Regions from separate parts of the Homo sapiens genome. Here region 1 is linked to region 2. The links are chromatin contacts, found by Hi-C or POLR2A ChIA-PET in ENCODE. All regions are on one chromosome and are shown on one strand. Each heading gives the region's core, a stretch centred on a gene start or an enhancer-like site at or near the end of the contact. The rest is flanking DNA. Distances are from core to core; before and after follow the strand shown. Region 1 overlaps PLIN1 (perilipin 1). Region 2 has its middle 55 kb from the start of RHCG.

Evidence for each region. A loop is a pair of places that touch in the nucleus more often than their neighbours do. ChIA-PET counts read pairs that join two places held with the same protein, here RNA polymerase II (POLR2A).
Region 1: a loop to region 2 is called in a map with no recorded cell type, with 15 times the contacts of the local background. The contact joins two enhancer-like sites. A Hi-C loop is called at or near these places in 1 of 37 single-sample maps with no recorded cell type. POLR2A ChIA-PET finds 5 or more read pairs at or near these places in 2 of 52 experiments (A673 and activated naive CD4-positive, alpha-beta T cell).

The regions. Positions count from the first base shown.
Region 1 is chr15:89,665,103-89,667,985 of GRCh38, reverse strand. PLIN1 (perilipin 1) reads left to right here. Exons shown (of 9, transcript NM_002666.5): 7 at 193-384; 8 at 805-1,050; 9 at 2,044-2,883. The coding sequence ends at 2,403. Among named protein-coding and RNA genes, the nearest start is that of KIF7, 11 kb to the right of the region's middle. RefSeq lists a silencer at 2,128-2,237. Within about 2 kb of position 1,542, at least 2 of the 41 ENCODE cell types and tissues checked have a DNase peak (open chromatin) inside an H3K27ac peak, as active enhancers do.
Region 2 is chr15:89,440,113-89,443,440 of GRCh38, reverse strand. No RefSeq gene overlaps it. Among named protein-coding and RNA genes, the nearest start is that of RHCG, 55 kb to the left of the region's middle. RefSeq lists enhancers at 1,531-1,680, 1,146-1,825, 1,826-2,505. Within about 2 kb of position 1,845, at least 3 of the 41 ENCODE cell types and tissues checked have a DNase peak (open chromatin) inside an H3K27ac peak, as active enhancers do.

The DNA of each region.
Region 1 (2,883 bases), core at 293-2,792, 220 kb before region 2:
TACACTAAAGATGTGTGCACTTTAGTGTATGTAGATTACCAACTCAATAAAAAGTTTCCAGAAAAGTCTGCTGGGGCTGAGCCCTGCTCACCACCTGGCCCGGACCCTGGGGGCGAGGGGCTTGGGCTGCTGGGGCTCCCTGGCCTTCAGCAGGGGCAGTTGAGCCAGCTATCTGCTGCCATCCTCCCTCAGAGCAGCCTGGCCCAGTGGGGTGCCTCAGTGGCCATGCAGGCGGTGTCCCGGCGGAGGAGCGAAGTGCGGGTACCCTGGCTGCACAGCCTCGCAGCCGCCCAGGAGGAGGATCATGAGGACCAGACAGACACGGAGGGAGAGGACACGGAGGAGGAGGAAGAATTGGAGACTGAGGAGAACAAGTTCAGTGAGGTGAGGGGGAGAGTGGGAGCCTCAAGGTCCCCCAGCCCACAGAAGGGGTGAGAAGCAGAGGCATAGGGTGAACTCAGGGCCTCTGCCCCAGATGCAGGGGCACGGCATGTGCGTGCAACACCCTTCACCCCACCCCCAAATGCCCAGCTGGCGAGGGACTTCCATGTCATTCTCTCAGCTGACCCTTGCAACACTCTGTAAATAGGCAGGGCAGAGATTATTGTCCCATTTTGCAGGAGAAGAAACAGAGGTTCAGAGAGGGAATGTGACCTGTCCAAGGCCACACTGCTAGTGGCAGAATAGGCCTGAAGTTTTGTAAATTTGGTATTCTCATGCTTTCCCCTCTAGCCCTGGGGCTGGTGGGGAGGGAAGGGTCAGGGGAGTTACCACAGGAGGCACTGACCCTGCTTTGGCCCCCAGGTAGCAGCCCTGCCAGGCCCTCGAGGCCTCCTGGGTGGTGTGGCACATACCCTGCAGAAGACCCTCCAGACCACCATCTCGGCTGTGACATGGGCACCTGCAGCTGTGCTGGGCATGGCAGGGAGGGTGCTGCACCTCACACCAGCCCCTGCTGTCTCCTCAACCAAGGGGAGGGCCATGTCCCTATCAGATGCCCTGAAGGGCGTTACTGACAACGTGGTGGACACAGTGGTGCATTACGTGCCGGTGAGTACCACCCCTGGCAAACTGTTAGTGTCCCAAGGGGGCCTGGACATGGCAGATAAAGTAGATTTGACTGAAGGGGCTGCAGTCCCCCTCCTTTCCCCTACTCCTCTGGAGACCGCCCCCCACTCCAGTCCTCAGTGCCCTGGCAACATTTTAACATACTGGGCCTCTCCCAGCCCCAGGAGTATAGAGGCCCATGGCTCTGGCCTGAGGCCTCTCCCCACGGCCCCTCCCACCTGCTGGTAGAGGAGTCTCCAGCCATCAGTCCCAGGATCCCAGTGGCTCACCTTCACCCCTTTGCTCTCAACTGAAGGGCTGGGCGGGTTTGCATGCTGCTGCCTGGGAAGGGGTTGGAGAGGCTTCCAGGGCACCCTGAGGGGTGGGCCATGAGTTCCAGGGGACAGCAGCAGGCTCCACCCAATTCTATCACCTGTCACCAATAGGAAAAACCCAGGGGATACCAATGCCATCCCTTTGGGAGCCCCTTTCCAAAGCAGGTTACAGATTATGCAGGCCTGGGGGGCGGGGCTGGTCAGGGCAGAAAGCACCCTTAGAGCTGGTAAGGGGGTGGGTTACTCAGTCACTCTACCAAGCAGCATGCCAGGGATCTTAGCAGCCCGCCTGTTCATCCTGCGCTCGGGCCAGCCCCAGGAAGGTGTACCGGTCCCTGGCCAGGTCACTGTGTGGGCTGCAAGGAAGAGTTAGGAAAGCTGATGACCTCCCATTGAGGGTTCCCCTCAGGAAGGCCTAGGGGATCCTGAAACTTTGGGAGGCTTGGCTTGCCTGAGCAGCCTGGTCCATGGAGAAGCTCAGAGTGGGCAGGACCTCAGGGCTTTCCCCGGTGCCCCCCAAACTACTGAACCGCTCCCCAGCCTGTGTCCTCCTGACGGCCGCTCCCGGGGGAACAATCGAGGGGCCCGGGAAGGGGCGGTGGGTCAGAGGCGCAGGGCCCAGGGCCAAGCCAGGACTCTAAGGCGGCTGCCGGGCCCTCAGCTCCCCAGGCTGTCGCTGATGGAGCCCGAGAGCGAATTCCGGGACATCGACAACCCACCAGCCGAGGTCGAGCGCCGGGAGGCGGAGCGCAGAGCGTCTGGGGCGCCGTCCGCCGGCCCGGAGCCCGCCCCGCGTCTCGCACAGCCCCGCCGCAGCCTGCGCAGCGCGCAGAGCCCCGGCGCGCCCCCCGGCCCGGGCCTGGAGGACGAAGTCGCCACGCCCGCAGCGCCGCGCCCGGGCTTCCCGGCCGTGCCCCGCGAGAAGCCAAAGCGCAGGGTCAGCGACAGCTTCTTCCGGCCCAGCGTCATGGAGCCCATCCTGGGCCGCACGCATTACAGCCAGCTGCGCAAGAAGAGCTGAGTCGCCGCACCAGCCGCCGCGCCCCGGGCCGGCGGGTTTCTCTAACAAATAAACAGAACCCGCACTGCCCAGGCGAGCGTTGCCACTTTCAAAGTGGTCCCCTGGGGAGCTCAGCCTCATCCTGATGATGCTGCCAAGGCGCACTTTTTATTTTTATTTTATTTTTATTTTTTTTTTAGCATCCTTTTGGGGCTTCACTCTCAGAGCCAGTTTTTAAGGGACACCAGAGCCGCAGCCTGCTCTGATTCTATGGCTTGGTTGTTACTATAAGAGTAATTGCCTAACTTGATTTTTCATCTCTTTAACCAAACTTGTGGCCAAAAGATATTTGACCGTTTCCAAAATTCAGATTCTGCCTCTGCGGATAAATATTTGCCACGAATGAGTAACTCCTGTCACCACTCTGAAGGTCCAGACAGAAGGTTTTGACACATTCTTAGCACTGAACTCCTCTGTGATCTAGGATGATCTGTTCCCCCT
Region 2 (3,328 bases), core at 596-3,095:
CAGGGTTAGGCACCCAAAACAGGCAGTGACCAGTGCCTTTCACTGATCACTGCCTTGAAGCCACGGTAATCAGCAGTTTTAGCTTGTCGCTCTCTTGACACTCTACTTAGATCAGGAAATGGCAAACGTGATGGAAATAAGGACTTTATTAACTGTTTCCTCCTTTCCTAGTGATGGGGTGATGGGCAGGTGGGGAGCTGGGATTGGAGGATCGAGAGGGGTGTCGGACATTTGGAAGCCTTCAACCGGTTGCCACCCGGGCAGGTGATGTGCAGACCCCGGAGCGACCGTGGAGCATAGCCCGGGACTTGCTGGCCGCACCTCCACGCACGGATCTCTTGCGCAGGTCATCCAGGCCTCTCATCTGCCACTGGGGATGGGATCCCGGCTCCGCCTGCCTCTGAGAGCTGACAAACATCTGCACCAGGGAAGGTGCTTTAACCCCAGGGAGTCCCCAAGGGCTTCTGGGTAGCAGGCCATCCTCTCTTCTGGTAGGGCCTGTGCCCCATCTCGGCTGCTGGCCCCTGCAAATCTTTTGTGAAGATTAGGAAAGGGCGCCCCCTTGGGGCAGATGCAGCCCTCGCAGGGCACAGAGCTTAGGAATTGGGGGAAGGCCCGATTTTAGCCCAGCACAGCCCCTCAGGGGCCTGTTAAAGGTGCTGTCAGGTCCTTCCTTCCCTTCAGTCTTCACAACAGCCCCTAAAACAGGCAGGTTGGTATCTGACACATGCAGAAACTGACGCTCCCTGTTCCAGGGTGCTCTCCTGCAAAGGGCCTCATGAGGCCTAGGACCTAGAGTCTCATATCTCCCAGGTAGACACCCCGGCAAGCTGCCACAGCACCCCCACCCCACAGAGACTTAGGATGGCATCAGGACCCAGTCATGAAGGGGGGCAGGTGACTCCCAGGCAACCCAGCCACCACCTACTACCTTCCCAGGGGGTGGCAGGCGGCAACCAGAACCTAGAGCCCCTGCCGCTACCCCCGCTGACACAGAGCACCCTCAGCTGCCCCGTGTAAGCCACTGAAACCTGGCTCCAGAAGCACATTAGAGGGTCCCAGCCACCACCATGGTCTCTGACCGCACGGCACCACATACCACAGACCCTGTGAGACCCAGGAACCCAAGCAAGACGACATCGTCTTGCCTGTACACAGCAAACTTCCCCGCCCTGGAGCTGGCCTACTGCCCCCCGCCCCTTTCTGCTTTTCCAGTAGGGTCAGTGGCTTTCAGGCATTGTCCCAGGAGGGTGGGGGCTGGAATCCTCACCAGGAGAACCCCAGCACCAGCCCCGGCAATGACTGGATGCCAAATGCTTGACTCCTTTTTTCATTTCTATCATATCCACAAATATGTATTGAACCAGGCACCAGGCCCTACCCGAGTGCTTGGGATCCACCAGTGAAAACAACCAATACCCCTGCAGTCTCAGAGCTGACATCCGAACTTGACTCAAAAGCATGAATAGGTGGGTCGGGATCATGGTTGGCTTCATGCCTTTGCTCAAATGTCACCCTCTTAATGAGGCCTTCCCTGGCCCATTTGCAATGGCGGCCCCAGCACACCCTGTTCACCTTCCTGCTTTATTCCTCACCTTCAGCTCATCTCTATGATGTACTTATTTATCTTGTTTATTGCCCACCTCCTCCACCAGAATGTCAGCTCTGTGAGGCAGGGATGGTCATGTGTTTTGTTTAGAGCTGTATATCATGATGCCTGGATCATCATGCTCAATAAAGGGGCTCAATAAAGGTTGTTGAATAAGTGAACACTCAGCCTTGCTTCACTGACCGGCTCCTTCCTGTGCGGCCTCAGTTCCTCTCTCAGTTCCTCTCCCAAGCCCCACCCACAGGTGCTCCCCTCAGGCTGTAAGGTTTGCTCCGCCCTCCTGGCTCCACCCCTCCCTATGCCCAGGATTAGTGGGAAGCCACAGTGGCCTTGGGAAGAGCATGGGCATCTGGGTGCCCTAGACCTCACCCAGGCCACTGACCCTGATCTGCCCACTGGGCCTGCCTGACCTGGTGCTGGCTTTGTGCCCACTGCCCCAGCTGTGCCCTCCCTCTTCCTCCCCTCCCTCCTCCCTGACACAGCAGGTGGACAGAGCCTGTGCAGCTCTAGCTGCATTGCCTCAGGGGGCAGCTTTCTAGCTTCTGGTGACCTGCCACCCTCTCACTCCCCTCTGAGCTCATGGCACAGTGGACAGCTACCAGCCTGGCTCACGGCAACCTCCAGCTCCTGGGCTCAAGCGATTCCCCCTGCCTCAGCCTCCCAGGTAGTTGGGGCTATAGGTGTGCACCACCACACCTGGCTAATATTTAAAATTTATTTATTCATTTATTTATTTTTTTGAGACAGAGTTTCGCTCTCGTTGCCCAGGCTGGAGTGCAATGGTGCGATCTCGGCTCACTGCAACTTCCGCCTCCTGGGTTCAAGTGATTATCCTGCCTCAACCTCCCGAGTAGCTGAGATTACAGGCACCTGCCGCCACACCTGCTAATTTTTGTATTTTCAGTAGAGACAGGGTTTTACCACATTGGTCAGGCTAGTCTCGAACTCCTGACCTCAAGTGATCTGCCTGCCTCAGCCTCCCAAAGTGGTGTAAAAAATTATTTTAGAGACGGAGTCTCGCTATGTTGCCCAGGCAGGTCACAAACTCCTGGGCACAAGGGATCCTTCCACTTCAGCCTCCCAAAGTGCTGAGATTACAGGATTGAGTCACTGCACCCGGCTTACCATTTTCAAGCATGTTGACATTCAGGATTGGGCCTGAGCCCCTGAAACCAGCATGCAGGTAGCCAGGGCAGGATTGCAATGCCCATTTTACAGAGGCGGGCCCAGAACTCACAGAATGAGGCTCATACATCTCATACCTGAGGCTTGGACCCAGAGCTAGTCTCGGAAGGTTCTGGAGCCCTTTGGGCTGGGACACAGTCCCTGCTGGGATCAGGGACCCGATGCCACCCTCTGGTGAGAGAAGCAGCCCAGTTTCTCCCTGCCCATCTCTGAAGATCCTTGCAGTTTATTCACCAGTTCATTCAATTCTCATTTTCCCAGAGACAGTACATGTCACAGAAGATTCAAGCATACTCCTGAACAGGAAACTTTTCTGGGACTCAAGTTTCTTTACCTGTAGAAGGGGCTTAATGATAGCATGTATTATTGTTAGTACTTATTATTAGTAATAGAATATAAGAGGTCATTGTGAAGAGTCACTGAGGCATGGTATATAACATGTTCTGCACATTGTCTGGTACATAGGAAACATTCATTATATTCATTAAATAGTAGCGATTTTTATTCTGGGTCTAGGCATAGAGATGCAGCTGG